3 separate regions of the Homo sapiens genome follow, and all the other regions are linked to region 3. Evidence: chromatin contacts called from ENCODE Hi-C or POLR2A ChIA-PET data. All regions are on one chromosome and are shown on one strand. Each heading gives the region's core, a stretch centred on a gene start or an enhancer-like site at or near the end of the contact. The rest is flanking DNA. Distances are from core to core; before and after follow the strand shown. Region 1 overlaps DGAT2 (diacylglycerol O-acyltransferase 2). Region 2 holds the start of DGAT2-DT (DGAT2 divergent transcript). Region 3 holds the start of MAP6-AS1 (MAP6 antisense RNA 1).

The links. Hi-C counts contacts between places; a loop is a spot of excess contacts on that map. ChIA-PET counts read pairs that join two places held with the same protein, here RNA polymerase II (POLR2A). Pooled maps may share reads with other maps.
Region 1: a loop to region 3 is called in a map of posterior cingulate gyrus, with 2.1 times the contacts of the local background. The contact joins the enhancer-like site here to the promoter of MAP6-AS1 in region 3. A Hi-C loop is called at or near these places in 3 of 168 maps with a recorded cell type or tissue (PC-9, mammary epithelial cell and posterior cingulate gyrus) and 5 of 50 pooled maps. POLR2A ChIA-PET finds 5 or more read pairs at or near these places in 3 of 52 experiments (A549, Caco-2 and PC-9).
Region 2: a loop to region 3 is called in a map of Caco-2, with 7 times the contacts of the local background. The contact joins the promoter of DGAT2-DT here to the promoter of MAP6-AS1 in region 3. A Hi-C loop is called at or near these places in 4 of 168 maps with a recorded cell type or tissue (Caco-2, GM12878, HepG2 and 1 more), 6 of 37 single-sample maps with no recorded cell type and 10 of 50 pooled maps. POLR2A ChIA-PET finds 5 or more read pairs at or near these places in 9 of 52 experiments (Caco-2, H1, PC-9 and 6 more).

Annotation. Positions count from the first base shown.
Region 1 is chr11:75,791,301-75,794,814 of GRCh38, reverse strand. All of the region lies in intron 4 of DGAT2 (diacylglycerol O-acyltransferase 2), which reads right to left. Among named protein-coding and RNA genes, the nearest start is that of UVRAG-DT, 22 kb to the left of the region's middle. Within about 2 kb of position 1,699, at least 3 of the 41 ENCODE cell types and tissues checked have a DNase peak (open chromatin) inside an H3K27ac peak, as active enhancers do.
Region 2 is chr11:75,767,395-75,770,968 of GRCh38, reverse strand. DGAT2-DT (DGAT2 divergent transcript) reads left to right here and starts at 2,322. Exons shown (of 4, transcript NR_046090.1): 1 at 2,322-2,475. DGAT2 (diacylglycerol O-acyltransferase 2) reads right to left here and starts at 2,191. Exons shown (of 8, transcript NM_032564.5): 1 at 1,857-2,191. The coding sequence starts at 1,977. RefSeq lists silencers at 1,872-2,111, 2,192-2,301 and an enhancer at 2,388-2,888.
Region 3 is chr11:75,581,248-75,584,571 of GRCh38, reverse strand. MAP6-AS1 (MAP6 antisense RNA 1) reads right to left here and starts at 1,376. Exons shown (of 2, transcript NR_145823.1): 1 at 1,291-1,376. RefSeq lists an enhancer at 1-342 and silencers at 1,089-1,238, 1,249-1,358.

The DNA.
Region 1 (3,514 bases), core at 450-2,949, 210 kb before region 3:
GCATTGAGTCCTTTTTCTACTCAAAAATATACATGCTCTTTTTCAAAACCCACAAAATTGAGGTTATATGGGTTGATATCATTTTTATATCATTTTCTACCAAACATACAGCTATCTGTCCTTATCAAAATCCCTCAGTTCCATATCTTCTCGTGGCTGCATTTGTATTCTACAGCACAGCTCTCATGCATGTAACAGCACTGACTCAAACCCTGATTGATGGACATTTTAAAAGCTTCCAAAATTTCCCTCTTAGAAGTAATGCTTCAATAAATACCTTATCTTTGTCCACATATCTGATTGCTTTTGTGAAACAAACTTCTAGAAATACAATTCCTGGATAACAAGGAATGAACACGTTGGTCTTTTTGGCTGCCCTGCCTCAAAAGAGGTGACATCAATGACACTCCCACCTGAGTGCTGCAAAGTGCCCCTTCCCTGCACTGGTGCCAGCTGGAAGCAGAGTCACTGGCCACCAGCAGAATGTCAAGAGCCCAGGTTTTCTGTGACTCCAGATTTGGGAGCCTCCTGGCAGAGCTGAAGGACTTGTGTGCAGCTCTGGGGGAGAGGGTGCTGGTGGCTGGCCTTGGAAAATTGAAATGCAAATCTTCAGGTGACAGAGGGGATGGAAAAGGCTGGCTGGCACCACTCCCAGCTCTGACGCTGCCAGTCTGTGCAAATGTGAGCAAGACTCCCTCACTCTCATCCCCACTGCTTGGGGCACTGATGCTCTTTCTCCCGCTTTGCCCTTGGCAAACAGATTAAAGTTGCTCAAAAACCAAACCAACTCTCAGCTACTCCCCAAATAAATGGGAAACAGCAGCAGTCTAATCCATAGCTAGTGGGGCTCGGGGCAGCGAGCAGATCTCAAAATCTCGTTTACATGAGCTCTGTTAAGATTGCTGTTCCAATGTTTTGCCTAACAAGCAGGTCTGCCCACCAAGTTAGCTCTCAGTGAAGCTGGAATTAAAAAGTTCCTTGTGCTAGTTTTGATGAAAAAGGCAGGCAGGCATTGAGGGAAGAGCTGGGGCAGCCAATACCAGGTGGGAAACTTGGAAACTTGCTCCTGAGCTGATGGCCAGGCCTGGGATAGTTACCCTGGCAGGTGACCATCACGCCGTGCAGCATCTTTTTGTCCCCTTCCTATGGCTCCCCCGACCTTCCCACTGGGCCGATAACCAGGAACCCACAGCACTGCATGGGCTGGCAGAGCCCTGAAAGGTCTAAGCCATTCCTTGGATGACGGGGGGAAGCTGAGGCCTAGAAAAGGGAGCTGCAATTCCCCTGTGGAGGTCACAGCAAATTATCCTGCACATCTGGAGCAGGCCAGTCGCTGCACTTTTCCCTGGGCTGCTGGATGAAGATGTGTCACCCAGTGGGCCCCAGGTGGCTCTTTAAATCATTTCCTCCCTCCCCAAGGCTCTGATGGGACATTTGGTTGAATGAGGTGCCTTGGGACACAGTGCAAGTCAATGCCCTTGCTGTAGGACCCAGAAGAATGTAGGCATCTGACCAGCTCTGATCTGTTTTCATGTCACACTCCCCTCCCCCAGGGCTGGAGAGAATGTCCGTTCTGGAAGGAGGGGAAGGATACCGCCAATGAAGGTTCTGTTGACATGCCTGCTCTTGTGTCCTCTTGCTGCCTGTTTCCCGTGGCAAAGTCCCAGCCCAACACGATGCCCAGGCCCGGCCTGCTCGCTAATGTCAGTCTGGGACACATTCCTATCAAGTCACTCTTTATACCCTCCCTCCCAGGAGAGGCAAGGTGCTCAGATAGGCTTGTCCCACCACAGCAGTGCATAGAGGAAAAAATTCAGACCCACAGAAGAGCAAAGGCTTGCTTAAGTTTACACAGCACGGCATGGTGATGGTGAAAGTAACACAGGAGTAAGACCATGGGCCCCAAAGCAGACAGCCCTGGTTCCTACACTAGTCCTGCTACTACTTAAGCTTTGTGACCTTGGGATAGTCCCTCCTCTCTGTGCCTCAGTAAGCCTATCAGTGAAATGAGGCAGATGGACAGGTGATTCTAAGCTTAGAGAGAGTGTTTCCTAGTCTCCTCTCCAAGGATTCTGCCTACACTTTGGGGAGAGGTGATGTGGGGCACTGTCTGCTCCTCTTCCAGGTGGCTGGTGGTCTCGGTGGCTGTTGCTAACACAAGAACCCCACCTGTGCCAACAGAAGGGATACACTCTGGGCCAGATGAGCTGTTCTGGCAGCAAAGACCAGAGTCCCACCAGGAAGGGAGTAGGTGGGCGGGTGGGTACAGCGGCAGATCTTCATTACATGATTACTGGCAAGAGGCCAGGAAAAGGGGGTGGGACAGGAGGGTCACACACACCCCCATAGAGTGTCAGACCTGATGTCAGATCACCAAGGCCAAGTGAAGGGGAGATTGAGGCCCAGAGGGAGAGAGGCAGGCTCAGCCTAAGCCCCGGGTTGATCAGCCTAAGCCCCGGGTTGAGGCTCAACACCCCAGCCTGCCTCGGGCCCAGTTTGGCTTTTGTCCTAGTGCCCCAGGGAGCCCTCACAGGGCCAGGTTGTATGTGCCCTAAGGCTCCAACTCCCAGCTGACTTCTTGGAACAGAGATGTGAGAAGGACACAGGGGTTTGTTTGGTTCTTTTGGAAGGGTGGAGATCAGATAGCAAAGGACACCTGCCTGTCCCAGGTCTGACCAACAATCATCAGGTCATCCTGTTCTAAGTGGATGGGGCTACTGGCCTCCTGGAGACTTCCAGAGGACCAGGCCACAGTGGCAACAGAGAACACTGGAGCCTGGCCCCTGAGGTGAGAGAGAAAGCAGAAAGAACAGTCTATCATCACTCCCACCCAATCAGAACTGATTACTTTTCATCATACAGACAGCTCCATTTTGCAGATGAGGCTCAGCAGGCTTGAGAAAGTCTGCCCATGGCCCCATGGCAGAAAGTGACAAAGTCTATCAGGATGCAATAGACACCCCAAGGGCAGGGCTGACTTGTGTCCCCATGCCCAGCACAGCCCTGCACTGGACAGGGAGCAATGGTGGCAGGTTAATAAATGGAGTGACAGGGCAGGAACTTAAACTGAGATCTCCAGCAGCAACGGGGGAGAGGGAGACCCAGGAAGCTGGAATCAATCCAATGGGGAAATCCAGGGATTGAATCTCTCCCAGAGAAACAGGCAGTAGGAAATCAGTGGAAAAGAACCTGGGCCCTGAATTCAATAAGCCTGGATGGTGGTTGCAATGTTGCCATCATACTAGACTATGCAGCCTGGACAAGTCCTGCCCATCTCTGAGGCTCAGTTTCTTTACCTCCAAAATTAGAGGGTTGGGTCCTATGATGCAACTTTCTCCCAACAAAAACAGCTTCAAATTTTCTGCAGTTAGAGAGATGGGGTCAGGAAAAGGAGAAGGAACGCTGACCCTGAGGAGCAGGAAGGTCCCGGGAAGACTGGGCTTAGGCTAAGGATGAGCAGAAGGAGCTGGCCCTGCCACCCCCAAAATACCGAATGCAGTGAAGGATGCAGGGT
Region 2 (3,574 bases), core at 1,073-3,572, 190 kb before region 3:
TCTAATGGAGATGCCCAGATAACAAAATGTGCTTCAGTGCCCTCCCCTACTCCACCCAATCTTTCACCAAAGTAGATCCCAGAAAGCTGAACTGACTGGTTTGCATTTCATACCAGCCCTTCCTACATTCCATGATGTAAATCCTTGCACCCAGTTTAAAAAAAAAAAAGTTTTCAAGATCTGATAACAACATGGGGAAATGTTCCTGACATGATATTAAGTGGCTTGGTTAAAACCATTCGCTAGAGTACAAGTTCTCCTAAGGAACAAACTCTAAGTCAAAAACATGACAGCCAGGGTCACTGCCTCCTGGAAGACACAGCTCCCAGCCTGTGGATGGCAGAGCCGACGGAATGGGGTCTCCAGGAAGCACTACCACAGAGAACATCCCTATCCCACTGCCCAGTGCAAAAACATTTTTAACAGCATGAACAAGGGCAAGTCCATTCATCCATTGATGTCCCTAAGGACATCAAAGGACACAGGGAACAGAAAAGGACTCAAGTGAGAGAAGGGGCTGTCAGAGGCTACTGGCTGGATACATGGGGCAGCTCAAGCTGCTCGCCCCCGAGACAGGGCAGCAGCTGGGTTCCTCTTCAAGGGCTACGAGCAGCACCCACACCAAGAGGGGCAGATAACCACAGCGATAATCACACAAGAAGCAATGCCAATGCCTAGGTCACAGTTAAAGTGTGGTACAGCTGCAGGGTGGGTTATTGCAACCACTAGGACATTGTAAGTGATTCTGATTAACAGAAGGGAAACCTCGATGTTACATTAAGGGGGAGAAAACAAGATTCATAACTATATCTACAGCATGTCCTCAATTGTATCTATGCAATGTGTATAAAGAAAATGATCAAGAGATATACTAAAATGCTAATAGGAAGGTATCTTTGGATAGTCGATTTACCAGAAATTTTTTTCATTTGTCTATATTTTCAAAAATTCCATAATTAGCAAGCTTTATTTTTGTAACAAAGGTGGGCGGTGTAGGCGACCGTTAGTTACTAAAGAAAAATCCATGTCAGAGAGGCTCAGCAAACAGAATACAGACTTAGAAAGAGGGAGAGGGGCTTCATGCAAGACACACACGCAGACCAGGACAGCTGTGATGACTTCCCAGGGTCTACCGGATTTGTACTTGAATCCAGGGGTCAAGGCATCAGCTAAGGAAAACTTAGGCATGCTTCCTCCCACTTCAGTTTCTCCAGCTCTAGGTAAGGGAGGTGGGGGTTGGAAGAGTTGCTATTCCTCGCTTGGGAAAAGCTGCGGGGGGTGCGGGGCGGGGGTTGATTTCAACTCTGCGCGATTCACTGAGGACCTCAGTTCTACCTTGGAGGACATGCAGGGTCCTCTCCGCTGCCTTCTAAGCATGCCAGGCTCAAGAGTTGCTGCTATGTGGGCTCCAGAGCCTGGGCGAGAGGATGGATGTGGGACAGAGGACAGGGCAGACACACCTGTTCCAGTCGGGCATGTTCCCCGTCTGGTGGCTGTCTCAGGAGACGGCAAAACCCATACCATCCTGCCCATCCAGTCTATCACTGCCAAAGCTCGCTCTACCTGGTGAAGGGAGAGGGGAGGGAAGTGCCAGGGGTCACCAGCCGCAGTGGGGGCTGGGGAGGAGTTCTCGAATATCCCTAATAACTAAGAATGGTGGGTGGTACCGCTCCCACCTCACGGATGAGGGAAACAAGCTGGGGGGCGGGTGGAAAGCGATGTAACAGAGGTCGTAAAAATTGATGAGTGCCACAGTGGAGAATGAACGTGGACTCATCAGTACCCACCAGCCTGCCACAGGGCCCTTTCCAGAAAATCTTCTCGCAGGTCCATAACCCCTGCGCCGTGGCACTCACCCCATCTCCCAGACCCCTCGCGCGACAGCGCAGGTCCTCCGTGAGAGCGCTGGCTCCGGTCAGCCTCGGCCTGACGCTCGCCGCGCAGGACCCCGGAGTAGGCGGCTATGAGGGTCTTCATGGCTGAAGCCCGCCCAGTCACGGCCCCGCGGGAAGCCGCTTCACCCCGCGCCCCTGGCCCATGCCCCGGCCCCCGGGGCCAGGGCTTCGCGCAGAGCACAGGGGTCCCGGGACGGCGTCGAGGCTGGGCGGCTAGGACACCTGGAGCTGCGGCCGGCGGCCAGTGGTGGCGCGAGAGAAACAGCCTAGACCCCAGCAGAGGCGGCAGCCGCGGCGCTGGCGTCCCGGAGCGCAACACTTTATCACCTCACAACGGGGCAGGCGCCGACGCGGCGGGCGGGGCGGGCCGTTCTAAGCCGCCGCCCGCGCCACTTGCTTGTGGGGGAACCGCACCTGAGGCTCTGCTTGGCGCGGGCCCGGGGCTGGCCAGCAGCCTGCTCCGCGCGGATCCGGGGAATGCGTGAGAGGAGAGCAGCTCTGAGCCCTGCTTCCAAGGGGCGCGCCCGGTTATTCCCCTCGCTCCCTCAGTCCGACCCCGGGCGCTCCCCCGCGGAGATTGGTACGGCCCGGCGGCCAGTACCCGGGCGGGGAAAACCAAGCACGTGCGGTGCAGGCAGAGGGCGTGCAGGGGGTCGGGCCTTTACTCTTTAGGAGGGGCTGTCTTTTGGCAGCAAAGATGCGAAGGTCCCGCTTTTGGTCACTGGTATCAGGATTAGTTAGGTTAGGGCTGGGTATCTCAACCACCCAAACTGCTTCTGGCTTTCCATCTCTTTATTAAGAAACCTCACAGAGCACCTATACCCTGCTGGGTGCTGGGGACCCAGCCAGATCAGCCCAGGTTCTGCCCTTGGGATGCTCACGCTGGGGGGCAGCAGAGACAGCCGCACACAGTCACTGGTGACAACGGCCGGGACAAGCGAGAAACCAGGGGGCTATGGAACCACAGAGTAGAGAAGACTCTGCCCTGGGCTGGGGGAGTGGGGGCGCTGGTGCACTTCCCAGAGAGGTTGGTGCACAGCAGGTTTGGAATCAGATAGACTAGGAGTCCAGTTCTTGCCCTGCCTCTCTTGAGCCTCAGTTTCCATATCTGTAAAATGGGAATAATAATTATTATTTTTGTGAGGTACTTTGAGAAGTAAATGAGATAAGGTATAAAAAGAGCCTAGGTAGTGTCTGGCACATAGAAAGCATTCCAGAATGGTTTGCCCATTAATGAATAGGAATTTTGCAGATGGAAGGTGTGAGGGCAAAGCAGAAAGATAGGCATAAAGTGTTAGAAAAGCCAGCATGTTTGGGGCAGGGCTGGGGGCCCTGGAGTGGCTGGAGCCCAGGCAACTGTGGAAAATGAGGCTGAAGTGAGAGGCGCGGGTGCTTGAACTGAGAGAGGTTTGGGAGTGCCACTCTTGAGATATTGGGGGGGAGCCGGGTCTTGGGAGAGCTTTAGTAGGGAAATGGCTGGTCAGGTGGGTTTTAAGTGTCCTTAGCCATGGTATGGGAAATGGACAGGAGAGGCTGTAGGTCAGGAGGGCAGTGGGGAGGCTGTAGGGGCGGGGGATCCATGTGAGAGAGGATGAGCCTCAAGGCACGGCAGTGGTAGAGGGAATGGAGGGAAGGCCTGATCTAGGGAAGAGCATAGGAAGCGAGATCCACCAGCATGT
Region 3 (3,324 bases), core at 127-2,626:
TTTCCACAGGCCAAGCGAACCGTGGCGCCATCTCTGAGAAGCAGAACAAGGTTTCCCTGAGGGCCTCCGAGACACCCGGGGGCAGATGTCCAGGCCACTGGCTACCAAGGCTTGACCTCTGAAGAGACGTCTGGAAACAGGGCCTGGTAGTCAGCTGCCCTGGGGCTGGGGGGAGGATGGTCACAAGCCCCACATGAAGGACGCTGCGCTCCCTCAGAGAGTGTCAGAATGGAAAGAGATGTGGGTCCTGTTCCAAGCGTTGCGGACTTAAGAGGTCAGAGAGAATCGCCCAGAAAAAGTTCAGAGGGGCTGGCCCGGAGCTGTAAGGAGGAACCAGGGAACTGTGGTGCCCGGAGTGATTCAATCAGGAGACAGTGAGGCCGGGTCGAAAGCTGGGAGGGCCGGCGCAGATGAGGACTGAGGGGTGGCCGCTAGATCTGGCAGTTTCTGCTATGAGCCCAGAGCCAGCCCCTCAACATCTTCATTTGCAAGCCGGTCCTGACGCACAGAGCAGCGCCTCTGAGCTGCAGGCCTTCCCAGCTCAGTCCAGTCCAGCCCTCCACTACCCAGAAAGAAGGCCCAGTGCGGGAGGAGGGGCTCTGGGTCCCCATCTTGGGGTGGGGCAGGGAGGGCGGGGGCGCACCCGACTCTCCTGGCCCTTCTTACAAGCAGGCTTCACTCGAGGCCTAGCTCCTCCCTGCGGCAGCCACTTCCCAGTCTCCCGCGGCGTCCCCTTCCCCACCTCTCCCTCCTCCCTCCTCTCCTTCTTCCTCCCAGCTGCGGGAACTCACAAAGCAGGGGCGACCGCAACCCCGCAGTCCGCGGGCTCCCGCGCCCCTGCTGCAGCCGCCCGGGGAGGGGAGAGGACGGCCCCGCGGCGCCGCAGAAAGGGCGCCCCTACGCCGCGAGGGGCAGGGAGTCGGGGGGTCTCTGGAATGGGAGGCTCCCCACCCGGCCCAGAGGCAAAGGCGACCCGCTGAAACTGGATGGGCCGGCGGCGGAACTCCGACCCGAGAGTCCCACTCCGAAGATGCCCAGGCTCGGGAGGGCGTCTCCGCCCACAGAGCCCCGCTACCAGGGCTCTCGGCTCGGAAACAGCAGCCCCCGTCCCCGCGCACTCGCACAGCCCCCCGCCTGCAGGCTCATCTCCGGCCCCGCCCCGGGCTCCGGGCTCCGCCGCCCGTGCAGCCTGGCCCCGCGAGACCTCGGGACGCGGGATCGGGCCGGTGGGAAGGATAGTGCCCTGGCGAGGGTGGGCGAAAGAGGCCCCGGTATCTGCGCTCTGCCTACCCGCTTTGGGCCGCTAGAAGGCCTGGCTGGGAGACCCTTTCCGGGAGCTGGGCCGAGGCCTCTCTGGAGTCCCCGGTGGCTGGTCTGGGGAAAGGCCGCGATGTTAGTCCTCACACAATGGACCCCACCCGTGATACCTGCCGACGCCCCACACGGCCTAGGCACCTTGTGCCATATTGGGGGAGCGGGGAGACGGTCTATGTGGACAAGGGACAGGAGCCAACTCGGACTGGAGCGACACTTTCGGGAGTCTGTGCCGCTGAGTGGATGGATGGTCTAGAGGAAGTGGGTGGGAATGCACTCGGGTTGACCCAGTTCTCAGCCAGAAACCGGGAAATCCTTTTCAGTACCAGTCTCCGACCCTCAGCTTCCAAACTATCAGTAAGACCTGCCTGGCCTTCCTGCTAAATAGCAAATTTGCCCACTTTTCACTATCTCTATGGCCACCCCCTCTTACCTCACCCATCTCACAATTTGTAATTCAGTCTATGCATCACAGCATGGCACTCAGGTGTAAGAAATGCCACGTCTTTATTTTGGTAAATCTAATTAAATAGACTGGGAGCCCCCTTCTCTCGTTGCCACGGTTGACAGGAAATCTGATATTAGTCATTTTCCTGGAGCCTCATCCTGTCTTTGGGGCTTATCACAATTCCAGGAGGTTCAGGCCATCCTGAGAAGAATCACTATGGCTTCCCTGAGCCCAAGCCGGGGGGCTGGCAGCCCCTCTCCCTCTCCCTAGGGCTTGGCTGGGGACCTCCCAAAGCCTGCCCAGGTTGTGGTATTTCTGCCCAGTTTGCCCAGGCATTCCTATAGCTTCCACATCTGAGCCCATCCCTCAGAGGCCCTGCAACCCAGCCCGCAGGCGCGTGGCCCTTTCTGCACACCTTCATTCCCGGAGGGAAGCCACTCCATCCCTCATCCATCAAAGCACCTGCACTTTCACTCCCTCTCCACCTTGGGCCATCAGTTCAACATCCTCTGCTGGGTGTGGTGGTGCATGCCTGTAGTTCCAGCTATTTCGGAGGCTGAGGCTTGAACCCAGGAGCTCAAGGCTGCAGTGAGCTCTGATCATTCTACTGTGCTCAAGAGCCCATCTCTTGAAGTGGGGGGAAAAGGGGAAAAATCCTCTACGGCGTTTATTCTGGTTCTGGGTGGGCCAGGGCTTCACTGTTTTACATTCCCACCCACAGTGTAGGAGGGTTCCAGTTTCTCCACATCCTTACCAACACTTGTTATTGTCCATCTTTTTCATGTAGCAGTAATTTCTTTGGCTTGTTCCAGAATCTTACATTTTTTTCTTACATAAAAATTGGTATCTAATAAATATGAGTAGATCTCTATTGTTGTGTGGATTAATGGGAATCCAGGAAACAGCTTGTTTTGGCAGGAGGATGGACTCAATTTGGTGTCCAGACTTCTGGACATGGTGGTCTGAGACTGGGAAAAGGGTCTGAGCTGAAGGCGGAGATGCAGACCTCATTGAAATGTGAGCCTCGCCAACCCACAGAAGGTAAAAAGGCTATGAGAGAGGGTGAGTTTACCCAGCAGGAGTGTGGAAAGCGAGAGACGGATGGGGTCAGGTCAGAGCGCTGGGAAACACCCACATTCAGGGGACAGGCAAAAGAAGGAGCCCCCAAGTGGAGGCTGCCCTAAAGCAGCAGAGGAGTCAGAAGAAAACTAGAAAGGAATGTCACCTTGGGGAAGACATCAAGGATGAAGAGTTAACAGGGTTAGAGACCATAACGGCTTCCCTGCAATATGGATTTAGAATCTGTTGAACAAAATGGGCAAAATGTCGTTACATATTGAAGTTTTGTGATGGGTACTATTATTTATTTATTTTGAGATGGAGTCTCACTCTGTCGGCCAGGCTGGAGTGTGGTAGTGAAATCTCCGCTCACTGCAACCTCCGCTTCCCAGGTTCAAGTGATTCTCCTGTCTCAGCCTCCCGAGTAGCTGGGACTACAGGCGCACACCACCACGCCTAGCTAATTTTTGTATTTTTAGCAGAAACAGGATTTCACCATGTTG